2 separate regions of the Homo sapiens genome follow, and region 1 is linked to region 2. A link is an interaction called in ENCODE POLR2A ChIA-PET data of the cell type or tissue named here. Cell type or tissue: MCF 10A. All regions are shown on one strand. Each heading gives the region's core, and the rest is flanking DNA. Links, peaks and the distances in the headings are about the cores only. Region 1 overlaps PRKG1 (protein kinase cGMP-dependent 1). Region 2 overlaps LNCAROD (lncRNA activating regulator of DKK1).

Region 1 (5,387 bases), core at 264-5,263, 180 kb after region 2:
TATAAATTTCATATGCTATTCGCTCAAATTCATGTTACATCTTGTTTTCAGTAAATGCCACTGGAAAATTCACTACAAAAAGCTGCTTCCACATATAAAAATCTCCCCATTATCCATTTATTAGTACTGAGGTGGAATGGTCAGCTGTCATTTCATTTTTTTAGATCTTCAAAAAATATTCAGATAATTAAAGGTTAAATAGTTTGATTTTGGATATTTTGTCTTTTAAGCATCAAAGGTCTATGTAGAGTTTGGGGATTTAAAAAAAGATAAAAATGGAATGTTAGAAACTCTGGTACCTCCTTTGGGAAAACACATTGTTTTCAGACACTAATTCTCTTTAAAAGAAAGAATAGAGTCAGAACTTTATTTTTAGAAATCAAACAAAACTTTCTTAAGATTAGATTAAAAAGAAGTTTCTTTGTGCATACGAAATGTGTTAACAGTGAGCACAAGTGGCAGAGGGTTTTGTGGTGGATTTGTCACTTGGAGTTGGGTACGTCTGTCCCTGGCATGGAGCCTTTACCTCACTATGAAATCGGAATGAGCCCCCTGCATGATCTGCTTCTCTGAGCGGATGTGCTCCTGCTGTCTTGTGTCCACAATGTGACGTTTCTTGAGAATCTTCATTGCAAACGTTTTGGATTCTTCACTTTTCAACTGGACCTTAAAGAAAGAGAGAAGAGAGTAAGAAAAAGCCCATAGACTTGTAAGAGTGCATTATTATCCCCAAATTAACAGGTACATGGCGCACTTAAATGAACCTCAGCCACCTCCCAAGTCAAAACACAGTAAATCCTTGGTAGAGCTGCGTTTAACATCCAGGGCTCACAGCTATCATCCAATCTCATGCTCTGAATTGGCTGAATTTTAACTAACTTGATTCCAAATTAATTGTGTTCACGTGTGGATTAGAAGAGGGAAAATGTACTTAGTTCTAGTTTTATTATTTCATGTCATAGAGTGTGTTTGAATACATTTTATAGTTCTTCTGTCAAAAGAGTAGAAAAAAAACTTCTTTTCCAATTTTATTTCAGTAAAGATGGCCAAAAATAGGGTTATATGGGCCTTTATATTCTTCCTCCTTAGTTCTAATCCACAAACATTTCTAATTTTTTTTATCTTTTTTTTAAAATTTTATTATTATTATACTTTAAGTTCTAGGGTACGTGTGTACAACGCGCAGGTTTGTTACATATGTATACATGTGCCATGTTGGTGTGCTGCACCCATTAACTTGTCATTTAGTATTAGGTATATCTCCTAATGCTTTCCCTTCCCCCTCCCCCCACCCCACAACAGTCCCCAGTGTGTGATGTTCCCCTTCCTGTGTCCATGTGTTCTCATTGTTCAATTCCCACCTATGAGTGAGAACATGCGGTGTTTGGTTTTTGGTCCTTGCGATAGTTTGCTGAGAATGATGGTTTCCAGCTTCATCCATGTCCCTGCAAAGGACATGAACTCATCATTTTTTATGGCTGCATAGTATTCCATGGTGTATATGTGCCACATTTTCTTAATCCAGTCTATCATTGTTGGACACTTGGGTTGGTTCCAAGTCTTTGCTATTGTGAATAGTGCCGCAATAAACATACGTGTGCATGTGTCTTTATAGCAGCATGATTTATAATCCTTTAGGTATATACCCAGTAATGGGATGGCTGGGTCAAATGGTATTTCTAGTTCTAGATCTGTGAGGAATCGCCACACTGTCTTCCACAATGGTTGAACTAGTTTACAGTCCCACCAACAGTGTAAAAGTGTTCCTATTTCTCCACATCCTCTCCAGCACCTGTTGTTAACATTTCTAATTTTTAGCTTGAGTGGTGGACCCTAGTCTCTGCTGAGACTGCAGACTGTTATTTCTTCAGTACTGACTGTATTCATTTCTTCTTTTTAACCTTGCAGAATTTTCCCTCCCTACAGTTTAAAGAGAAAAAAAATTGTAACAAGATTTTTTCAGGAGATTTTGAAAACCGTTTGTTTTTCTTCTCAAACAAGCATGATGGCTTTAGTTCCTTTGACCTCAAACTTTACTCTCTAATAACTGGGAAGACTTGGAGGCTTAATATCTTTCAATGTGCCATGCCTCTCTTGCAGCCCTCATGGCTCCCAGTGGCTCCAGAGGAGGCATGGATCTTCCACATGCCTTACTCAGACAGGGTGCTGTTTATGGTTTTACAAGAAATTTCAAGAAGGTGACTTGTAACAAAAACAAGAGAGGTAATAGAGCTAATTACTTAAAAGCAATGTAAGGACATTATCATCTAGTGCTCTCAAGCAGCAGAATCCTCAAGATGATACCAAACAGCCCATATTATTTGGGAGTAATGTAACCTTGGGGAAATAACATGGCATGCTGTTTCTGCTTTTCAGCTGAAGTATGGCTGTCCCCTCTTTAGTCGTTAATTATTTACTGCTTCATCAGCAGGGATAGCGAAGGTCTTAAGTGTCTTGTTCCTGCACACATGTACAGATTGAGTTCAATCTTCGAAGATATTCATGTGGCAAGTTCCTTAGGAGGGAGCATGAAGATACTGCAAATAAATGGGCCTCGGTTAGCTGCCAGCAATTGTGAATCAGTATGACAGGTAGAGGGAAAAATGGGTATTTGAAAATGCTTTTAACAGCCAAAGACCCTGTACTCTGGCTGTGAAACTCAAAGATGACAGATTAGTGTGCTACAAATAAATTCAGTAGTAACTCAAAATAAAACACCAAATGTGAAAACTCACTTCTAAAAGAAATCTGGAAAGCTAGGGAAGATGGCATGAAAAATGAGCTATGTTAGAGTACTACAATTCAGAGAAGAAGAAGTAAAGTCATATTCCCTCTTCAGAGTCATTCCCAGTTAAACTAGTGAGGACTGTTGTGCAGTTGTTCAAAAATGCCTACTATAAAAATGATTCTCTTTAGTGATGATAACACAGATACACAGATTTTTTTTTTTTTATACTTGTACACAGGGTAGGAGGAAAGAATTCAGCCTTTATAGTCACAGGTCTGGACTTGAATTCTGACTCCACTTAGTCCCTCTCAGTCTAAGCAACTAGTCTCTCTCGGGCTAGTTGCTTAACTGCTCTGAGCCCTAGTTCTAGCTGAGGATAATACCAGATACCACAGTTATTATGATCCTAAATGAAAACGCACCACCAAATGGGCATTCATTGATGGACTCTGCTTGTACCCAGCAATCTCTACTGAATAGGGCAAATCAAATGTTGCTTTTTCAGAGGAACAAACTGATTTCCAAAAATGATTCCTATCTTTCCCAAGGTCACAGAGCTATCAAGTGGCAGAAATGGATTCATGTTCAGGTTTTTTTTTGGCCCAAGCTATTTCCAGTATATGCTGCTTCCCTTCAGCTGAATACAAAACCAATTAAATGCATAGTGATTGATACTTTGCAAATCAGAGTTTAACGGAATCGACTAACTCATGGACTGTGAGATAAACTGAACAATATTTCTATTACCTTTAAGCTTAACTTATGCTAGGCATGTGATTTGGGAGAACAGCCAAAGCCTCACTGACATTTTCCTAGGCACTTCCCAGGGACCTCCATGTGTTAGGGGTTTGAGATACCCGATTGCTTGAATACTGCAAGGAGAAGCCAAGTGGGGTAGAAAGAGGATAATGAGAACTGGTGGGTGGCAGATGTCATAAGAGATAGGTAAAAGCTACAGAAAGCAACAGAAATTCTTGGGAGTCAGGCTTACTAGTTGCCAATTTAAAAAGCATTAATTACAAAAAGTTTATAGAACTATACTGCTAACCTACTGAGGCTTTCTGCTTTGCCTTTACTTTGCATGGAACCAGTCCTTGGGTCTAGAATCATCTTCCTTCTTTGGACTCTATACAAGATCTCATGAGCTCCTTAGAGCAGGGCCCTTAGAATCTCCACTTCCAATTTAAACCAGAATGCTACAAGACTCACAGAACTCAGGATCTTAACCAGAAAGTCAGGGTACCTGAGGACCACTGGTGTGAGCTAACTCAACAGAGACAGTGGAGAATGTTGAAGTTAATTATTTCCATAAAGCCCAAGTAACATATTCATCAGAAATCTTCTGATAAACCAACAACTTCCCAAAGATCATTCAAGAATGTTCAATTCAACATTGTTTCTAATGGAAAAATTTAGAAACAATCTAAATTTCTAGCAAGAGGAGGAGCTTGAAAAATAAATTATGGTATATCCATGCAATGCAACTGTAAAAATGATGACTTAGAATTATATTTAACATTACGGAAAAATAACCAAGACATATATATGAATAAAAGATACTGATTACAAGTCAGCATGCATTTTATGATCTCACAGTGTGTTCGTATGTTAGTGTGTATATATACATTCATATGTATATATATACACACACATCTATATGTGAAATAAATGTATGAAGAGACAATCAGAAATGTGTTCATCAATACGTTAACAATGATTTTTCCTTAGGGAGATTTTTAGTTGATTTTTACTTCTTTTTACTTTTTGAATTGCTTAACTTTTGAACAATCCTCATACCTTGCTTTTACAATGAGTAAAAGTAAAACTCTCATCATGAAAAAACTTGCAAGTCTCTTTTAAATTGTAATAGCTATTTATTATTATTGTCTGAATCTTTCTAATTGATTCTGATTCAACTAGAATTCCATGAATGCAAAGATATTGAGAAATTGTACAGAGCATAACAACCTATTGAGGTCTGGGGCTGAACCACACTATTACCTTCTTACAGGGCTGGCCACAAAAATTTTTTTTAAAGTAAACTCTGAGTCAGTTATAGCAATTTGTATTTGTTGAGCCTAAGATACTAGGTTTTATTATAAAAATATTTTAACAAACCTAATCCATGATGAATTGTAAGGTGACATTTAGTTTGCTTTTTATTTTTCCTGTTGTCTAAATTAATTATACAAAGTCCACTTGTGTCCATTTAAGATGATGATGATGATGATGATGATGATGATGATTTTTTAGCAAGTTGGTTAGAGCTATGAAATTACTTTCGAGTAGAGAAAGAGATCAGCCAGCAAAAAAGGAGAACAGGAGTGCATATTTTTCTTCTGCCTCTTGCCAAGGACTAGCCTAGATAGTTATGCATGTTCCTCAGATTTGTCTTCCTTTGAAGACTGTCCTAATCTCCTAGGTGTACAGGCTAATGCACTGGTTGAGAGTGTGACTAGTGTGACATTTGACTAATTTTTTTTCAATCTCAACCTTTTTTTTTGTTTTTTTGCTTGTTCTCTTGGACAAATTACTCAAACTCTCTCTGCTTTCATTTCCTCATCTATCATATGGGGATATCCTGACAGATTACCTGTGAAAACTAAATAAAAGTGTTATGTATCAAACAAAGTGTTTTCTTTGTTCCGACTGCAACCCA
Region 2 (5,387 bases), core at 308-5,307:
GGCTGGAAATATAATTTTGGTAGTCATTCTGTTACAGATGTTGTTTGAAGCCGTGAGACTGAGTGAGATCATGGAGGAAGTGAATGTAAATAGAAAAGGGAAGAAGTCTGAAGACGGAGCCCTGAGACACTCCATTGTAAACTGGAAGATGAGGAAGAGCCAGCAAAGGAGACTGAGAAGGGGCAGCCAGTGAAGATGGAGGTAACCAGGAGAGTGTGGTGTCTGAAAGCCAAGCAGCAAAGGGTTTCCATGAGGAAGGAGAAATTAACAAGGTCAAATGCTGCATATGGGTTAAGCAAAACTAGAATACCTTCTAAATAGAGTATGTTCTAAAATTATTACCAGTACTTGAAATCACCTACAAATTGATCTCCTTTATGTCTATGCCTTCATCTCCTAATATCCCCTCCCTTCCTCAGTATAGCCTCTCCCCCATTTTCCTCTCCAGCTTTCATCTGCTACCTCACTCTCTCCCTCGTTCACTATCCCTTCTCTAGACCAGCCCTTTGTTTTTCCAGCATGTCAATATATTGTCCAGCCCTTTGTTTTTCCAGCATGTCAATATATTGTCCTATCTGTTCTTCCCGCTGCCTAAATGTTCCTTTTACTTCATGATTACTTCCTATCATTACAGTTTTTTTTCATGACCACTCAGTCTACAGTACCAATTTTATTAATGTTACTTCCACCTCCTTCCACTCACTCTTTATCCCACCACTTTGTTCTTTCCCTTTATGTAATTTTCAGCATCACAACATTTTCAGTTCATTGTTTTCCATCCCACATAAAAACAAGGATCTAGACTGTCTTGTTCTGTGCACTGTGTCGGGCTAGAACAAGGAGTGCTATAACATTCATTCAATGAATATTTACTGAATAAGCTAATTAATCTATATTTCAAAATTTTAACAAAGTTGTATGTAAAGCATACCCAAACACTGGTAAATCATTCCAAATTGAGATGTACAGAGGAAGAAATCTGAGAGGAATTTTTATTTGATGATGCAGGAAAGTATTTCTTTCAAGTGTTTTTCAATTTACATGTTAATTGAAAAACATTTCCCAATCCATTTGAGCATTTGGCAATCCCTCTGAGACACAGTTCATCTACCTTATTTCCACAGCGCCTCAAATACAACCTTGCATTTGCCTAAGATGGTGCTGTATTATAACTTCATGTTACCTTTCATAGTTCCAGGAATCTGTAAAAGTAATAGTATCATCTTTATTCAGGTCTAGTTTATAGTGGACACACCTTGACTGTTTATTGAAAAGATGTTTAAATAAATGAATATTGAAATATTTAATTAAGAGTAGCTGCTGAGGAACAGAAAACCAAACACCGCATGTTCTCACTTACAAGTGGGAACTTAACGATGAGAACACATGGACACATCGGGGGCAACAACACACACGGGGGCCTGTGGCGGGTGGGAGGGAGAACACCAGGAAGAACAGCCAATGGGTGCCGGGCTTAATACCTGGTGATGGGTTGATCTGTGCAGCAAACTACCATGGCACACGTTTCCCTATGTAACAAACTTGCACATCCTGCACAGGTACCCTGGAACTTAAAAGAAAAGTTGGTCAAAAAAAAAAAAAGTAGCTACTGAACAGTCAAGTAAAATTTTCTTATTCATTCATTTCCTACCGTCCTTCTCAAGAGAGTTGTCTTCTAAGAGGTCCAAATGAACACAACTTATCACTGGAAGCTCTTTTTAAAAAATCGCTCTAATGAAATTCAGGGGATGAGTAGAAATGGGGTAGGGGCAGGCTTTGTGTTTGATAATTTGGTGTGCTCTTTCATCTTCCCTCTGCAGTCTTACGCTCATTGTTTGTTGCTGCTAAAGCAGTAAATGTTGTTTGTCTTCATTGCAAAACCAAGGATAGAAAACTTTGAAGTGTTTTCTGTTGCTTAATGTCACCTACTGTTCCTGTCAGCAAACTGAAATAAACCTGATGGACTGAGGTGTCTGGTCTAATTCCTTTATTGACACATAGTCCTGTCTTCAAACACCAGTGTAAATGAATAAGTACTGAGATAGTAATGTGTCAGTAATAGGCTGCCAGATAAATGCCATTGTTTACGTACTGATCCCTGCTTCCTAAGGCCCAAACAGCTCAAAAATCTTACAAATTAGCACCTCGCTGAGATCAAAGAATTGTCTTTTCTTTCTGCAATTACCTACTTGGAGAGCGGTGCAAGCAGATGAGACGAGTTTAAGCTGTCTCTCTCTAGCCCAAATCTTTCTTTTAAAGAGAACAAATGGTGGAATTATACACTGTTTCAGGAAAAGGCAGTTAAGAATAAGAGATTTTACCTTATTTTGCCATGTAAGAACAAGGGGATTTTGTATTTTAATTTTTATGTTAATCCACCAATCAATCCCCATTATAATTATTTTACTGAAAATTCAGTGGAAAGAGCCATGTTCATCCTTAACAACCATCTTTTGGGATCAGATTTAGCTGCAAATTACAAAAATAAAAATAGCTTTGAATTCAGTGACACCATAGTACTCACACTTCAAGCAGAAAGTATGAGAAAAATAAATGCTTTCTGAAGGAGTAAAAATTTAGACAACACATCTTCTAATTTCATTTTTGGCATATCTTAAACAGAAAAGTGCACCATTAGTCTCTCTTAATTTAAAAAAAAAAAGGCATAATTTTATGACTTTCCTTGCTTACCAAGTTCTTTGCCCTGAAGCACATTCCAGTTCCATTAGCCTGTGTCCAAAATGGCATTGTTTTATTTGAAGATATTGAGAAATGAGAGGATAGAAGGATGTAACTTGAGTTTATACTATTTAGTAATTGTCTTTCATATTAGTCATACAATCTACAAACAAGAAACCTAGTGTTCAAAACTTATTATGGCTTAGGGTAATGTTGGCTTCTTTATAAGAAAGACAAAATCCTTTCTTGGTGGCAGGCTTTATCTTTTATGCAAATGAATAAAGTCTGCTTTCAAATTCTAGTGTTAGACTTTGTGTTAGTCAAAGCCTTGACTCCTATGGATAAGTGAGTGGTTTAAAGAAATAAAAATTGACCTGAAAAGTAATTATCTGCAATAACTTGGAATCCTTTTTCCCTGTATATGTTTTACTTCACTTATTCACATCCATGTTTTTTAAAGAGAGTATTAAATGCCTTATGCCAAAGAGTTCACGTAAATAAATGTGAACTTAAGGCAAATTTTAATATAATTTGTCTCATTTTTCTAAAACTGTTTCTTACATTAAACATTCTTGTATCTTTGGAATCAGCCAGGGCTAGAGTAAGAGCCCCTTCTGGGATGCTGTGACCCCCAAGTTTGAAGACTGCTGATAACCCCAATCTACGAAGACTAGCTATGGAACTTCCTACACTGAGACAACTCCAGTGGAACTCTGATAATTATCCTAAAATAAGGAGGCTTCTTCAGTAGCCCTCGAAATATGTTCAAATACATGATTACATTTATGTCCTTAATATTGCTATTAGTTTCTGATGTTAATGTAAAAGTTGGGGAAAAAGTGGAAAAGTTAAAGCAGTGCAGGTTAATTCAATGCCAGAGTAACTTCTCAGAGGGTGTATATTCAGTGTGAACAATTTTCAACAGAGAAATGTCAACTTCTGGCCACAACGGCAACCAGTAAAATGACTATTTTTACTGTCTTATCTATTAATGAAGAGGAGATTGCATAATATAGATGAAGGAGCATAGTATTTGCAGGTGGAACGCCTAGCAGGGCTTGAGTCTCAACTCTGCTGCTTTTACTCTAATTGACCGAGACAAGTCATTTAAACTAATAGAGCTTCAATTTTCTCATATCTAATGTAACATAACAATTCACAGCCTTTTACTTTGTAGTTATCGTGAAGATCTAATCGCAGTGAAATATATTTATATATCTGTCTGCTGATAGAACTTTTGTCATAGAGGCTAGTCCATTTTATGTCAACGGGGCTTAAATAAGATCTGTGCCAGCAACTGAATTACACTAATGAGTGAGTAATTACAAAAGAAGCCTGCTTTATCAATCTATATAAAGAAGAAAGTTACTGAGTATGGAGGGGAGATTCTCCTTTCATATTGGCACTCATTCTTACTTTCCCTGAAATAGAGATTATAGTAGTCTACCAGCAATTTTCAAACTTCAATTCTGGCCTGGAAATTGGACAGAAGGGGTCCAAGGACAATGAACCGAAAGTGCCAGTGAATGTCTCAGTGCAGACTTGGAGTCATAGTGGTTAATTTGCAAAATTAACTCCCTATTCAGACTTCAGGCAGTTACATGTCAACCAACATCAACTTCGACCCTTAATCTTCAGCCTCAACCTAGTAATAATATCTCTGAGGTGAATAAGCTATGAAGTGGACATTTCCACCTTCCTTTATTTTATTTTATTTATTTTTTTGAGATGGAGTCTTGCTGTGTTCCCCAGGATGGAGTGCAGTGGCACAATCTGGGCTCACTGTAACCTCTGCCTCCTGGGTACAAGAGATTCTCCTGCCTCAGCCTCCCGAGTAGCTGGGACTAGAGGTGTGTGCCACCACGCCTGGCTAATTTTTTGTATTTTTAGTAGAGACAGTGTTTCACAGTGTTAGCCAGGCTTGTCTCTATCTCCTGACCTCTTGATCTGCCCGCCTCGGCCTCCCAAAGTGCTGGGATTACAGGCATGAGCCACCACACCTGGCCCCACCTTGCTTTTTTATTAAGACTGCTAATAATAAGTTACTGTGCTTTCTTATTATATCCCCTTTTGGTCTCTGTTAACAAAAAATACAGTTGTATGTAAATTTTAGTATATGACAATGTTCATCTCACAATACGTACAGTGATAATAGTGGAAGAGGAAGGAAGGTAAAACTTTTGCTGTGATTCCATAAATGAGCAACGTGGGACACCCTTGTATGAGTCCAGTGCTTACACAAGCGCCTGAACACAGAGCTGCCAGGCTGGGTGCATGTGTCAAACTCTGCCAAAGCCCTGAAAGCACCAGTTGTGAAAAGCTGGAAAAAGGTCTTGGCAACCAAAATTCATGTTGATTTTTGTCACCTTTTTGAGCAAATATTCTTTGCAGATCAATAGTCCATTGGTTTAATTTTACAAATGTTTTCTTTTGAATTTTCTTTCCTCCCAATGTAGTTTCAAAAAACTAGTCCATTTAAAAAATGATCCTTTTTATGGAGTGAAAGAATACAATACTCAGAGTGGTTCCATGCTCAAGTTCCAAGATGCAAATTTTTTTATGCAAGTCTCATATTCAATTAATAGCCCCGAGATTATGAAAGATCCATTACCTTCTCAATTGCAGATTCAGGTATTGCCAACACAACACAAAGCAGCATTAAAATTCATGTCATTCTATAATGGTATTTTCCAAAATGTACTTTTTCC

What was found. Peaks named below come from ENCODE experiments on the same cell type or tissue, not always from the same donor. Only the 100,000 strongest peaks of a DNase experiment are listed, where the experiment ranks them.
Region 1: POLR2A ChIA-PET joins it to region 2 with 5 read pairs; 2 of 35 experiments call an interaction of 5 or more read pairs at or near these places.

The regions. Positions count from the first base shown.
Region 1 is chr10:52,266,629-52,272,015 of GRCh38, reverse strand. PRKG1 (protein kinase cGMP-dependent 1) reads right to left here. Exons shown (of 18, transcript NM_006258.4): 11 at 527-666. Among named protein-coding and RNA genes, the nearest start is that of PRKG1-AS1, 45 kb to the left of the region's middle. In MCF 10A, for the core only: no CTCF peak of the experiment used is centred there; no DNase peak of the experiment used is centred there.
Region 2 is chr10:52,449,400-52,454,786 of GRCh38, reverse strand. LNCAROD (lncRNA activating regulator of DKK1) reads left to right here. Exons shown (of 4, transcript NR_120641.1): 3 at 38-201; 4 at 3,270-3,910. Among named protein-coding and RNA genes, the nearest start is that of LNCAROD, 18 kb to the left of the region's middle. RefSeq lists an enhancer at 1,594-2,462. In MCF 10A, for the core only: no CTCF peak of the experiment used is centred there; DNase peaks (open chromatin) are centred at 1,106 and 2,736.